Regions from separate parts of the Homo sapiens genome. Here all the other regions are linked to region 1. Evidence: chromatin contacts called from ENCODE Hi-C data. All regions are on one chromosome and are shown on one strand. Each heading gives the region's core, a stretch centred on a gene start or an enhancer-like site at or near the end of the contact. The rest is flanking DNA. Distances are from core to core; before and after follow the strand shown.

What was found. Hi-C counts contacts between places; a loop is a spot of excess contacts on that map. Pooled maps may share reads with other maps.
Region 2: a loop to region 1 is called in a pooled map, with 11 times the contacts of the local background. The contact joins the enhancer-like site here to the promoter of RBBP7 in region 1. A Hi-C loop is called at or near these places in 7 of 50 pooled maps.
Region 3: a map of CD8-positive, alpha-beta T cell shows a loop between it and region 1 (11-fold over the local background). The contact joins the promoter of CDKL5 here to the promoter of RBBP7 in region 1. A Hi-C loop is called at or near these places in 2 of 168 maps with a recorded cell type or tissue (CD8-positive, alpha-beta T cell and naive thymus-derived CD4-positive, alpha-beta T cell), 1 of 37 single-sample maps with no recorded cell type and 7 of 50 pooled maps.

What each region holds. Positions count from the first base shown.
Region 1 is chrX:16,867,442-16,871,972 of GRCh38, reverse strand. It overlaps RBBP7 (RB binding protein 7, chromatin remodeling factor), which reads left to right and starts at 1,611. Exons shown (of 12, transcript NM_002893.4): 1 at 1,611-1,935; 2 at 2,753-2,897. The coding sequence starts at 1,920. RefSeq lists enhancers at 917-1,595, 2,605-2,694 and silencers at 1,335-1,644, 1,975-2,024, 2,045-2,384.
Region 2 is chrX:15,749,598-15,753,815 of GRCh38, reverse strand. It overlaps CA5B (carbonic anhydrase 5B), which reads right to left. Exons shown (of 8, transcript NM_007220.4): 2 at 3,651-3,845. The coding sequence starts at 3,792. CA5BP1-CA5B (CA5BP1-CA5B readthrough) reads right to left here. Exons shown (of 12, transcript NR_160544.1): 5 at 3,651-3,845. Among named protein-coding and RNA genes, the nearest start is that of CA5B, 13 kb to the right of the region's middle. RefSeq lists an enhancer at 167-952. Within about 2 kb of position 2,840, at least 20 of the 41 ENCODE cell types and tissues checked have a DNase peak (open chromatin) inside an H3K27ac peak, as active enhancers do.
Region 3 is chrX:18,423,579-18,428,009 of GRCh38, reverse strand. It overlaps CDKL5 (cyclin dependent kinase like 5), which reads right to left and starts at 2,402. Exons shown (of 18, transcript NM_001323289.2): 1 at 2,315-2,402. RefSeq lists a silencer at 2,082-2,151 and an enhancer at 2,487-2,781.

The DNA.
Region 1 (4,531 bases), core at 362-2,861:
GTGACCCGTGAAAACGATTTTAGTGTCTGTAGTTTTATCGGAACGCAGCCAAATGCATCCATATTTTCCATGGCTGCTTTGCGCTGCAAAGCGACAGAGTCGAGCAGTTGCCCCCAAAGCCTAAAATATTTACTATCTCGGTCCTTTTAGAAAAAGTCTTGCCAACTAATGTCCTAGAATATGAGGGCTGTATTGCTTAAACACCCTTCCAACTCTCTTCCCTCTCTAGCCACCCCCTCAGCCTTAGGCACTAACAAGATTCCTTGACCCAGAATGGGGGGAGGGCGTTATAATAATGAACGGTATTGTATCGGAAACAACACAGTAAATATCTACAGAAGGGAATGTGACTGGTTCTGCCACTGACTAACGTCTGGGTTTGCGTCCCGGTCAGAAAAGTGGGCATGACAGCGGCATCTGCAAGATAGCATCTGAGCATGAAGGCACTTGGAAAGGTATCAAGGCAGCAAATGTTCCGGGGGTGCTTTTGCAAGAGGAGCCTCTCCCGGAGCTGGACGTACACTTCGGTTCCCTTTGCACGCAGGCACCTTGGTCGCCTCCCCCAACTCCGTCCCCTCTGCTCCTGGCCCTCATTTTCTTCTATTTCCCTTTTGGCCTTGCAGCCAGCTTTCTCCTCCCCCGACACACTCCTCAGGGGCTATGAAGTTCCTGAGCAGAGCAGGGCTCAGGTAAGCAGGCCCAGGGTAGTTCAGCCCTGCTCTCTCCAGCTCCGCCAGCTTGGGGTGGGGTCGCGCTGGGACCCCTGCAGGTGACAAAAATGACTCAGCAGGGGCCGGGGCTGGGATGAGAAAGGAACGCCAGTGCAGGGACAAAATCCCCTGAAGCGCGAAGAGGCCGCAAACCATCATCTTAAGGACCCAAACATCGAACAAATTAAAATGTAACAGTGTAAATCGGCTTCGGCCCGCCGGCGGCCTGTGCCGCCACAGGCTGCACATTTAGCCTAACAGGGCGGCCCGGCGGCTTTTGCAGGCAGAAAACGCCCGCGGCCTCTCCAAAAGCTCTCCTCCGTCTGAGACCAGCCCCACCTCGGCCCGACCGGGCCCCAGGAAAGGCCAGTCGGCTGGAGGAGAACATTTCAGGGGTGCAGAGAATTGCATGTCCGTGATTATCAGGGAGACTTTGAAGGCACAGTAATCTCTCGAGAACAGGAACCATTTTCCCCTCTTGCTCTGAGATTTTGCTTGGCTAAGCGGCGGCAGCCTCCCTGCCCCCCTCTCACCCCCACCACCGCTGCCGCTACAAGCAACCACGCCCCGCGGGCCCCAAGGCTCGCCGCCCCGGGGCTCGCGGCCCCCACTCAGCCGGCCAGCCGCGCCTCCATCAGCCCCGCCCTCGCGCGCCCCCATCCGCCCCGCCCCCTCGGGCCCTCATCCGCCCCGCCCCCGCGCGCCCCATCCGCCTCCGCGGCCGGCCCTGGGAGCGCCGGGCGAGCCCTCGCGCCTGCGCATCGCCAACTTCCTGCCGCGGCACGCTCCGCCCACCCCCAGAAGCCCGCCTCCGAACGCCGCGTGAAACCCGCCCGCCGCGCGTCATTGGTCTCGGCGCCGGAGCCGTTGGCTCCCAGACCCGCCTCTCCGCCTCCTCTCACTTTTCCCAGGGCGGATGCGCCTGCGCTCAGCTGCCTGGGCGGGCTGGGAGGCGCGGGTTGAAAAGTCTCGTTCCAAGTTTGGAGAGAGAGAGAAGAGCGCCTCAGACCTCGGTACCCGCGAGCGGGGAGGAGGCAGGAAAGAAGGACGCGGCGTCTGGGGAGCACCCAGGCAGCAAGACGGGGCCCGGGCTTTCGACAGTGGGGAGTGTGACGCGCTTGGGAAAGGCAGGAGCGCCAGCGGTCGGGCTGCTCTTGGCTAACGAGAGGAGTCCGAGGCGGCGGCGAGGGGCGAACGACCCGACGCAAGATGGCGAGTAAAGAGAGTAAGAGGCCCTGCGGGGCGGCGCGCGCCGGGGCCGCGGGGGGCGGCGGGCGCGCGAGGCCGCGGCACGCGCCGGCGAAAGGCGCGAATTGGCGTGCGGAGCAGGGGGCGGGGCCGGGCGCGAGACTGGGCGCGCGCCTCGAGGGGCCTGCGCGGGACGGGACCGCCGCGCCGAGGGCTCCGAGCACTTCCGGAGCCGGGCGCGGGGCCGAGGGCTGGGCCCCCCTCTTCCCTTCCCTCCTCCAGCGGCTGCGCTCCCTCCGGCGCCCTCGGCCCCGGGGCGGAGGCGGCCCCCGCCGCTGGGAAGCGAGCGCCGCGGCTCTTTCTACGCGCGCGCGCGCGTTGACCGCCTCGGGGTCGCGGCCCTTGTCCGGGGGTTGCTGGGGTCCTCAGGCCTATGGCTGCCGAGGCGGGCGTCGTGGGAGCTGGGGCCTCCCCTGATGGGGATTGGAGAGACCAGGCCTGTGGGCTTCTGCTACACGTGCATTTGTCTTCCCGACTGGGTCGCGCAGCCCCTGTACGTACAGGTCGTCATCTTAGAACAGGTGCGAACAGCTGTAACAGGGTAAACAATTTCCATGTCCGTGTAATTGACTACCCAACATGGTGTACGCAGGGGGTATTGATCTCAATGGAAAAAATAGGCTTCCTGATTGTTAGTATTTTCTCCACCTTCTGGAAGAGCAGTTAGTTGTCCGTGTCCAAATTAGAGGTAAAAGGAAAGAGTACATGAGGTGTGGCCATCTTGAGGTGACCTCCAATTTCTGACTTTGATCTATCTCAGCCACTTAATCGTGTGGGCTTTCTCCAAATTTCAGTGTTTGAAGATACTGTGGAGGAGCGTGTCATCAATGAAGAATATAAAATCTGGAAGAAGAATACACCGTTTCTATATGACCTGGTTATGACCCATGCTCTTCAGTGGCCCAGTCTTACCGTTCAGTGGCTTCCTGAAGTGACTAAGTAAGGGTTTCTGGCAACTTTTATTTTGTTTAAATTTAACTGTCGTTCTGAATTTCCTAGTTTTGGCGTTTTATGCATAGAACATAAGTATGTAATCAGCCCTTGCATGAGGTGGCAGGTGGTTTTTATTTTCAAAACTTACGTGATTTGTGGGATGATTTCTGGTGTATAGTGTGGTGGTAAAAGGGGAGAAAGAAGCTGTTGTGAGATTAATCGTGTTTGGAGGAAGCACTGAATATATTTGACATTTCCTGGGCTTGAATGTAGAGCAGCATCTTTCTGGGCCCAAACTAATGCGTTTCTTTAAAACTTTACTGAAAAATAGAATATTTACGGAAAAGTTCACACATCTTAAGTGTTGTATGGCTTGATAAATTTTTACAAAGTGAACACACGTAACAGTCATCCAAGATAAATACATTTTAATTGGTAAAGGGAAAAAGACCTTGTCAACAATTGACCAAAGAAAAGATGTTATCGGCTTATGGAATACACTTTGAGATTGCTGTTAGTCTTCATAAGAGTATTCTTTTCTGTTACATCTGCAGTTTCTCTGGTAATAATTGCTGGCATTTATTGAGCACTCAGAACAGGGCCTGGCACATCTGAAGAATCTACGTCCTGTTGTTTGTTGTAATCCTCATAATAGTACTATGCTGTAGGTACTTTTCATCATCCTTGTTTTACTGATAAGGAAACTGGGAGTGAGAGTTTAAGTGCCATCCCAAGATCACACAGCTGGTCCCTGCATTAGACTGCCTTTCTCATTCACTTGCACCTTTTCTAGTAGGAACTTGACCATGTACTTTTAAAGTGTATTAAATATGGGGTCAGGCACAGTGGTTTATACTCCTGTAATCCTAGTGCTTTGGAAGGTTAGCTTGAGCTCAGGAGTTCAAGGCTGCAGTGAGCCATGATTGCGCCACTGCATTCTAGCTTAGCCAACAGAGTGAGACCGTGTCTCTCAAAGAAACAAAAAACAAGCATCTTAAATTTGGGTGTTGCGGACATATAATTTAAAGAGGATTAAATGAAACTCTAACCTAAAAAGAGGATTTTGCAACAAGTTATAAAAATAATAAGCTAATTTTGGCTGGGTGCGGTGGCTCACGCCTGTAATCGTAGCACTTCGGGAGGCCGAGGCAGGCGGATTGCCTGAGCTCAGGAGTTCAAAACCAGCCCAGGCAACAAGGTGAAATCCCATCTCTACTAAAATACCAAAAAAAAAAAAAAACCGGGCGTGGCAGCGTGTACCTGTAGTCCTAGCTACAGGCTACAGGGAGGCAGAGGCAGGAGAATTGCTTGAACCTGGGAGGCGGAGGTTGCAGTGAGCCAACATCGCACCACTGCACTCCAGCCTGGGCGAGAGCGAGACTCCATCTCTTAAAAATAAAAATAATTATTATAATAATAATCTAATGTATATAAAACTGCTCTTACAGTGGCCGGGTTCTCCATATGCAAACATTGATTTCTATACAGATAGGAATTTCCACTAGGCTTCCCAAAAATCTAAATATAAATGTACAGATGTGGGAAGAGTAGAGAAGAACTAAATGATGGAGACTTGGAAGCATTGACGTTTACAGCCACAACAGATTGAAAAATAGATTAAGCATCATATACTCGGGTAT
Region 2 (4,218 bases), core at 1,591-4,090, 1.1 Mb after region 1:
TGCCTCAGCCTCCTGAGTAGCTGGGATTACAGGTGCATACCACCACACCTGGCTAATTTTTGTATTTTTAGTAGAGATGGGGTTTCACCATGTTGGCCAGGCTGATCTCGAACTCCTGACCTCAGGTGATCCACCTGCCTTGGCCTCCCAAAGTGCTGGGATTACAGGCATGAGTCACTGTACCCAGCCTTACCCCAAAATATATTTCTTTGACATATTTTGAAATGGCCCTGCAAAGCCATCCCTTGTGGGAGAAATGTCCATTCTGTAGAGAGCCCCTGTCCCTTTCCAGGTCTTTTCCTGATCCAGGAGAGATCTGACACCTTTTAAGGTCCCATAAGAGAGGTTTACCATCTAATCTCTCTGAAGCCTGCTACTGGGAGGCTTCATCTACATAACAAGAACCTTGGCTTCTACAATCCCCCTTATCTTAACTCAAGCATTTCTTTCAGTTGACTTCAACTCTTTAGGCAAAGCTTAACTTTTTCAACCAACTGCCAAACAGAAAATCTTTGAATCCACTTACTTATGACCTGTAAGCCCCTGCTTAGAGATGTCCTACCTTTCTAGGCCAAACCAAGTGTTGTCGAAAAGAGTCGAACTCTGTAAAATATTTGAAGAGATTTATTCTGAGCCAAATATGGGTGACTGTGGCCTGTGACACAGCCCACAGGAGGACCTGAGAACATGTGCTCATGGTGCTCAGGGTACAGCTTGTTTTTATACATTTTAGAGAGGCACGAGACATCAATCAAATACATTTAAGAAATGCATTGGTTTGGTCCAGAAAGGCGGGACAGCTCAAAGCTGGGGTGGGGGTTGGGGGGGCTTCTACGCTATAGGTAAATTTAAACATTTTCTGGTTGACAATTGGTTGAGTTTGTCTAAAGACCTGGGATTGGTAGAAAGGGAATGTTCAGGTTAAGATAAAGATTGTGGAGATCAAAGTTCCTTTGAAGTCTTATAGTAGCTGCCCTTAGAGACAATAGATGAGAAATATTTCCTATTCAGATCTTAGTTAATCTCTTTAGGATTGGGAGGGTCTGGAAAAAAAAGATCTAGCTATGTTAACAGAGATTTTTTTTTTTTTTGAGACAGAGTCTCGCTCTGTCGCCCAGGCTGGAGTGCAGTGGCGCGATCTCGGCTCACTGCAAGCTCCGCCTCCCGGGTTCACGCCATTCTCATGCCTCAGCATCCTTAGTAGCTGGGACTGCAGGCGCCCACCACCACGCCTGGCTAATTTTCTGTATTTTTAGTAGAGACGGGGTTTCACCGTGTTAGCCAGGATAGTCTTGATCTCCTGACCTTGTGATCCGCCCGCCTCGGCCTCGCAAAGTGCTGAGATTACAGGCGTAAGCCATCGCGCCTGGCCCAGAGATTCTTTACAGATACAAATTTTCCCCCATGCAGAACAGCTTTGCAGGGCTATTTCAAAACATGGCAAAGAAACATGTTTTGGGGTAAAATATTTTGATTTTCTTCTTTGTCTTGTAATGTTATGCCAAAGTCAGCTTGGAAAGTAAATCACGATATATAGGGTTGAATAAAACCCATCTGGTGAGAATTTATGATTTGTGGGGCATGACTCCCCAGACCCCTTAGATAGGAATTTGGGCAAGATAAAAAAAAAATCAGAGTTTCGTCCTCACAATGTATACCTTACATGTATTGATTTATGTCTTGCGTGTAACTTCTGTCTCCCTAAACCATGCTGTAACCCAACCACCTTGGGCATGTGTTCTCAGGACCTCTTGAGGCTGTATCATGGGCCACAGTCACTCATATTTGGCTCAGAATGAACCTCTTCAAATATTTTAGAATTTGGCTTTTTTCATTAACACGTTATCTTTTCAAACCCTCAAGAATCTGGGGTCATTCTTGGTCACAAGTGTACATTGGCCTTCTGTTGGGGTATTGAGCTGTCAGAAACAATGAGAATTGTCTTTACAATTGAGCAGACGAGGGTCCAGAACATAGAAACAGGACCGGCTCGAAGGCCCAGAGCAGCAAAGACCACAATATTATTCTTGGGGCAAACAGGTTGGAACAGTATAATATGCTACAAACAAAATCAAATGGTGACTGTCCCCTGTTTTTCCTAGTAACTTAGAAACAAGAACATGTCATCTGTTGTGGGAAATTCACTAAGTAAAACTGCCCCTCCCGAAGCCACTACTGTTTGTTTTTTTTTGTCAGCACTAAAAGCAGCAAACTATCCTAACTACATACGTATACCGGATTTGGATGTTTAATTTCAACTGTCAAAAAAAAAAAAAGCAAAACTATTAATACTTTCCAATATAAACCATAGACCACAAAGTGCCAGTGTTCAGAATAAGCCAGTCTCAGTAGGATGTGGCATGTTTGTAGGAAACCACACCTAGCAACCAGAAATTTATTATGCCTCTGGTCCGTTTATTTGAAAAAGAACACAGTCAATGTTGAAGGAAACAAAATAAACTTACAGTGAAAATATATTTGTAGAGCAGTTTCAAGCCCTTGGATGTAGCTAGATTAGCATTACTAATTTACAAGCATTCCATTCTTACTCAGTCTTTTTATTATGTGCATATGGGGTCAAAGAAAATAAACACTAAAGGGGAGAAACCTAGACCTCAGTGCAGTCCAACATTTGAAAACTCTGTGCCAATGTTTTTTAAATAATGGAAAACATGAAAAATTCCTCCTTAATGATAATACTTAGCCATTTCATCTCTTCATTAACTCAAAGTTATCTGTTCACAAATACACACATTATCCTTTCCCATTCTCTCAACTGCCCTCTCTAGGGCAGTCACGCAGAGCATGTTTGGCAATGTCTGCAGACAGTTTTGGTTGTTATAGCTTCATGAGGGTGCTACTAGCAACTAGTAGGCAGAGGCCAGGAATGCTGCTAAAGACCCTCCAGGGCACAGGACAACCCCCTACAACACACAATGATCCATCCTCAATGTCCATCATGCCGCAGTGGAGAATCCCTGCCACATCCGGACATGGGCAATGCCTTGTATTTCCAGGAGGGGAACGAGATGAGAGAGGTGTGAGGAAGACCATTTCCTGCCTCACTCAATCTTCCATCCTTACAGCAGAGCACACACTTGCAAACTGATCAGCTAGAATTAATTCAGTAATTCCTAACTCAGGACAGAATATTCCAGAACGTTGAAGCTAGTAAACTGTTTACAAACATTTACATGCAACTTCCAGAAACTTAAGGTTCCCAGAAATAATTTGTGGTTTGTGGATCAACCTTTGTTTAAAAGAAAAAAAAAAAGACAATTGCTACCAAGAAATAATAAACAACAGGTTCCAAAATATTAAAAACCGGGATCTGTCTCTTGTCCAGTTTCTGCATGACATCATTTTAACATGCTAAAATTAGTCAAGAAAGAACATTCTACATTTACTTTCATGAATCAACAGAGAAACAGTTATTCTCACAGTTCATAAGGCATATAATCCTACACTGGAAAGCCAAAGACAGCATAGCTACAAATGTTTAACATGTGTGATTATTATAAAGATGAGTATTTTTGCTCTTGCACACTTGCTCCCTCTTTTCTTTTCTCTTTTTTTCTAAGAGATGAGATTTCACTCTGTCACTCAGGCTGGAGCCCTTTTTGTTCTCTTTAAGGAAGTGGTGTACTCACAGGCTCGGTTCCGGGTTTTGTAAGTACAAGTATAGAGGCTGCAGGGCCTCGCTGGCATGAATCTCGGAATCTGGAACTTTCTCCACAGCAATTTGCCTGGAGAGGCTTGAAGAATGACCCTCAGGCTGTTCATCACCACCATCTTTAGCTTGAAATCTTGATCAGTTCCCAGTTAAGTTGCAGGAACTTAATAATCTAGAGGGATGAGGGCAGAGGAGGGAAAGCTGTAAACAACAGAAACTTAAGATGATGGAGAAACCTCTAAGCAGGACAATATTCAGACTAGCAGTACACACCCTGAGGTGGAGGGAGGGAGGGCAGATGAGAGTCAACGGTTTATCCACTCTTGTTCCTCAAACTCATTGGTCCCCTCAGTGGAGGGCAGGGAGGGTCCTGAGGACTGACTCACATGCTTTGCCTTTCCCTCAGGGTTGGCGAATATTAGAAATCCAGAGAAAAGCTTCTCTTTATCCACAAGAATGAAAAACTGTTTACAGTACAGTTTCTTAAAAAAAAAAAAATTGCTCCAGGAAATCCCAATTAATTATCCAGCATGGTATTTACATGT
Region 3 (4,431 bases), core at 1,153-3,652, 1.6 Mb before region 1:
ATTACCCATCTATGCGAGACGGCCCTGCAATTTCTTTCAATGGGAGCCTTTCCTTTTAAAACCCCAGGGGACACAATAGATGCCACACTCTGATTTAAATAATTCCAAGAAAATTACAATATAAACAAAGGCAGACTTAGGGAACTTGCATAAGTAAAAATCAAAAACCTGAGAAAAAGGGGTAAAAAAATACCAATCACAAACCCCTAAATCATGAATAAATTTTAAGACTGAGCCAGGAAAAAAGGAATTACTCTCTGGACAAAGAATTCTATTTCAAATTTAAAAAAAATATATCGGATTTTGATTTTAAAAAATTTAGGCTTAGGAAATATGCTAAACAACAAAACTGGAATACTCAACTGTTTGATATATATACATCTAGCAAATTAATCGCTGCATTGACTATGTTAAAAAGGCAAGACAATTCAAAGAGATTTGATACCCTCTCCAATTGAGGAACCCCCAACTACTCTGAAATGGCAGATAATATCTAACACTCTTGGAATGGTTAACTTTATTTAGTATGCCTCTTTTGTAGTTCTATTATTTAATAGAGCCAAACGGAATTTTTCCCTAATTAGGTTTCCTTGTACTTGTGAAATGCTCAGCATACAGTGCTGGCAGCATTAGCTTCTCTCTTCTGGCTCCTTCCCCCCTCAACCACCCTCACCTCCCCCCCAACCCCCGCCCCGAAAAAAAGATTTCCTTCCCAAATGTTCTCTTCTCTGCATTTGTCAACAGAAACACCTACTGGTGGTGTCAAACTGCTAAGACTGCTGCAGGCTTCCTTATTCCTGGTTTCAGTGTCAACGCCAAAAATTCTCAATCCTAAAATAGTACTTTTAATAAAAAGAAATTAGAAGTCTTGCTAGGTACTCAACCTATCATATTCTCGAAAAGCAGCACGCCTTTTTTAAAAATCTATTATTAATGGACCCTAATTGGATTGTTAATCATAAGATCATACTATCACCTTCAACACTAACATACAGGAACAAGTAAATATAGCCTCTTCACATTTTGTGAACAAAACATTTTAAAACACTTGAAGGAAATAAAAACAAATTTACATCTAAGTGTCACTCACATGTAATTCCGAATAGCCTCGGTGAAGATGTCTTTTTTGTAACCCTACAGCAAGAAAGAAACAAGCTGGAAATGTTCCAGCAGATGTTACCTAAAACGATAATCCTGTTCTATACACATCTCTGTCTCCTGTTTCTGACAAACGCTCTCAGACAAATTAATTTGTGTAATCTTTTACATTAACTATATAACCATTACGTTCAAACAAACCTAATTCAGATGCACAGAAAGAAATCATTCGGTGTCAACAATACTTTCTAAAATCAGCTTAAATTCCAGCCAATTAAAATAGATTGTGCTAACAGAATACTGATCTGCAACTACTTAAATATCACAGCACCCGTCTAATCTCACTGTAGAGATACTAAGGTCAGGCTTTTCTTATTCAGGCATCTGTTCTTTAACACTCAAATGAAGCGAAAAACAAAACCCTCAAGGAAGATCTGCCTTTACACTGAAATATGTTCAGGTTATTTTTTTCCCCAACGTGGGCACAAAACGTGTCAATGCAAGGAGGACCTGTTCGTTCTGGGAGACGGTTCCAAATCCCAGAATCCGATTTCTATGAGGGTCCAAAAGGTATGAAGGTCTGAGAAGGGGCCATTCTTCTTCCCCGCACTATGCCAGTCGTGAACTTCACAGCATCGCCTGAAACTTGTCCGGGGGAGGTTGCGGAGCCGCGGGGCCGGCGCCCGGTCGCTAGCCCACCCTCGCGGGCAGCCAAGGTCAGAAGGGCCCGGGCCGCGACTGACGGCCCCTGGCGAGTCTCGGGCTCCCTCCGAACTCGGGCAGGGGGCTGGGGCGCGCAGGCCCCTCCTCGGCGCCGGCGGGAAGGGGCTTACCTCGCCGCAAGCCCCGGGGAGCTCGTGCCGCGGGAGCGGCGGGGCGGGGACGCCGCAGACCCGCCGCTGAGGGGAACCCCGCGGGGCGGGCTCGACCCGCCGCCCCTCTTTCACACCCTTTCGCCTCCCCACACCCCAAAAGACAGCCCCAGCCCCTCGGGGGAAGCCCTTCCAGAGGCGCAGGGGAGCGCTGAGGAGGGGCTACTCCGGGCTGGGACGTCCTCACCGCGTCGCCCCGTTCCGGGGGAACCGGCGCCCCCGCCCCTTCTCTTGTCCGCCCGGGGGGACTGGGTGGGTCTCCACTCTCAGGAGAAGCTGGGTGGACGCGGGGCCGATGTAAGGGTAAGAAGGCTTGGCGGGCGGGTGGCGGCGCGACTACTCACCCCGCCGAGTCCCCCACTTCTAGCAGGGGACCCCACAGCTCCTGAGGACGCCGTCGCCGCTTTACCTTCCCCAGCGGCAGAGACAACTAATCGAAACCTCCGGCCCCGCCCTCTAGCAGAAGCGAACGCGCAGCCTATTTTGCTAACTGCCCCGCCCCAGCCGGCCCGTTCGGACCAATGGGAAAGCACCTCAGGTTTTGCCCGATCCCGCCTTTACCCCGCCCCCTTCTGGTAGGAGCCAATGAGGAGGAAGCGCTTGTCCTGGGGTTCGGGCTCGCGCCGCTCGTGCTCGAGTCTCCGAAGCCGAAGAACGCTGGTTCCTTATACAAGCTCGCCTGCGCGCTCACGCGCGCGCCGCGCCTCCTGGCACGCCAGGTTTGGTTGCCCCGCCAAGCCCTAGCAACCTGGGCTGGAGAGGCTGAGAGGGGCGGGGCCCGAGCCTGGAGTCGACGCCGGGGGGTAGAGCGGGGAAGCAGGGAGAGGGTCGACGGTGGTGGGGTGGGGAGATCGTGACTGAGAAAGGGGTGGCTGCGGGGGTAGGAGGTGGCGAGGAGGCCCCGGAATCCGCCTGTCACTGCGGAAAAAAGAGGGAATCCTGCCTGCAGCGCAGCTACCCTGCCCTCCCTCCGGAGGGACCCGTGCCGGGGGCTGGGGTGGGGGAAGTCGGAGAAGAGGGGGAGAACATACTCGGGGCGGGAGCTGAGAAATACAGGATGGAGGATGGTTTATCTCTGTTGTTGGTAAAAATGATATCGAAGTCCATTGCTGCTGCTGCCCAACTGTTGCCGCTGCGTGTGCACACACACACGCACATATGCACACACACAACACACACTCACACGTACACTCATCCAGCAGCTTGCGGTCCCTTGGGTGAGTTAGGCGCAAAGACCTAGCAGCCTGAGGATTCCTTACACAGCAGCTGGGCGCGTGCAAAGAGCTGTTGCAGCAGTAGCAGCAGCAGCAGCAGCAACGACCCACACCTCCGCTTCGGTCCGATGCTCTGCCACACAAGATCCCCCAGCTGGCTTGAAAGCAATGAAGTCATCGCCCAACCAGTACAAATGTAAAGATCTTAATACCCACCATGGATCGGGTTTCCAAGGAGGATGAAGAGGTGATGAAATTGAAGGAGATAACATTTCCAATGCTACTTTTAGAAAATAAAGAAAAAAAATTTTTTTAAAAAGACATTGGGGACAAATCTATGGAAAGCTGCATAATTATTTTCGCTTTAACAAGCAAAGGAGAAAAATAGGGTCTCTTCTGGTTAGGAAAAGCACGGAAAATAGGCAGTGTATGAGGTCATAGCTGCCACCAAATTAGAAAGATGCAGTACTGTAATAGGAAATAGATATTTGGGATAAAATCCACTTAATCTATTCCTGTAGTGAATCTGGTAACAATATGTAGCAGCATGCTCAGTTTGGCCACTTGATACCAAGCCAATAGGATTTTCTTTTTCATAACGGTGAATATTTGATGAGGAAATGAAAGTGGAAGCATATTAGAAAATTTTACAGGTAGGAGCAATGAATTAGCAAAGAGGGAAAATGGAGTCAGAGGCAACAACAGAGGGCTTCGCAGAGTCTCCTGCCTCCTCCAGATGCAAAGTAACAGTGCTGTGACCTCTAGCTTCACCCACGTGGATCCAGAACTCCTGGGGCAATCACTCCATTTTCATCCCTGTATATCAGAGCCTTTGTACTAGGAATTTCAGCAGCATTACCTTTGACTCAAATGAATAATTTTTTAAAATTTTATTTAGACCTGGTGAACCGGAAGTAACAAATTAATTATCCGTATAGATTGAGAAGATGGAGAAAAAACAATAACTGAACATCTGTTAATATAGGTCCAATTTAGTATTAAGTAGTAATATTAGATGCCTTATAATGTGCCATCCCATATACACAAATATGACCTTCTGCTTAGGGACATTTGCTTTGATCTGGTTTTAAGTAGTGGTAAAGGATTTCTTGCAGTCACTTGCAGTTTAGTTAATTCGTCTTTTGGTCAAAAACTAACCTTTCTAGAAAGTTAGTAAAAGTTTAAAAAGTACCATGCGCCGGGAGCAGTGGCTCACGCCTGTAATCCCAGCACTTTGGGAGGCCAAG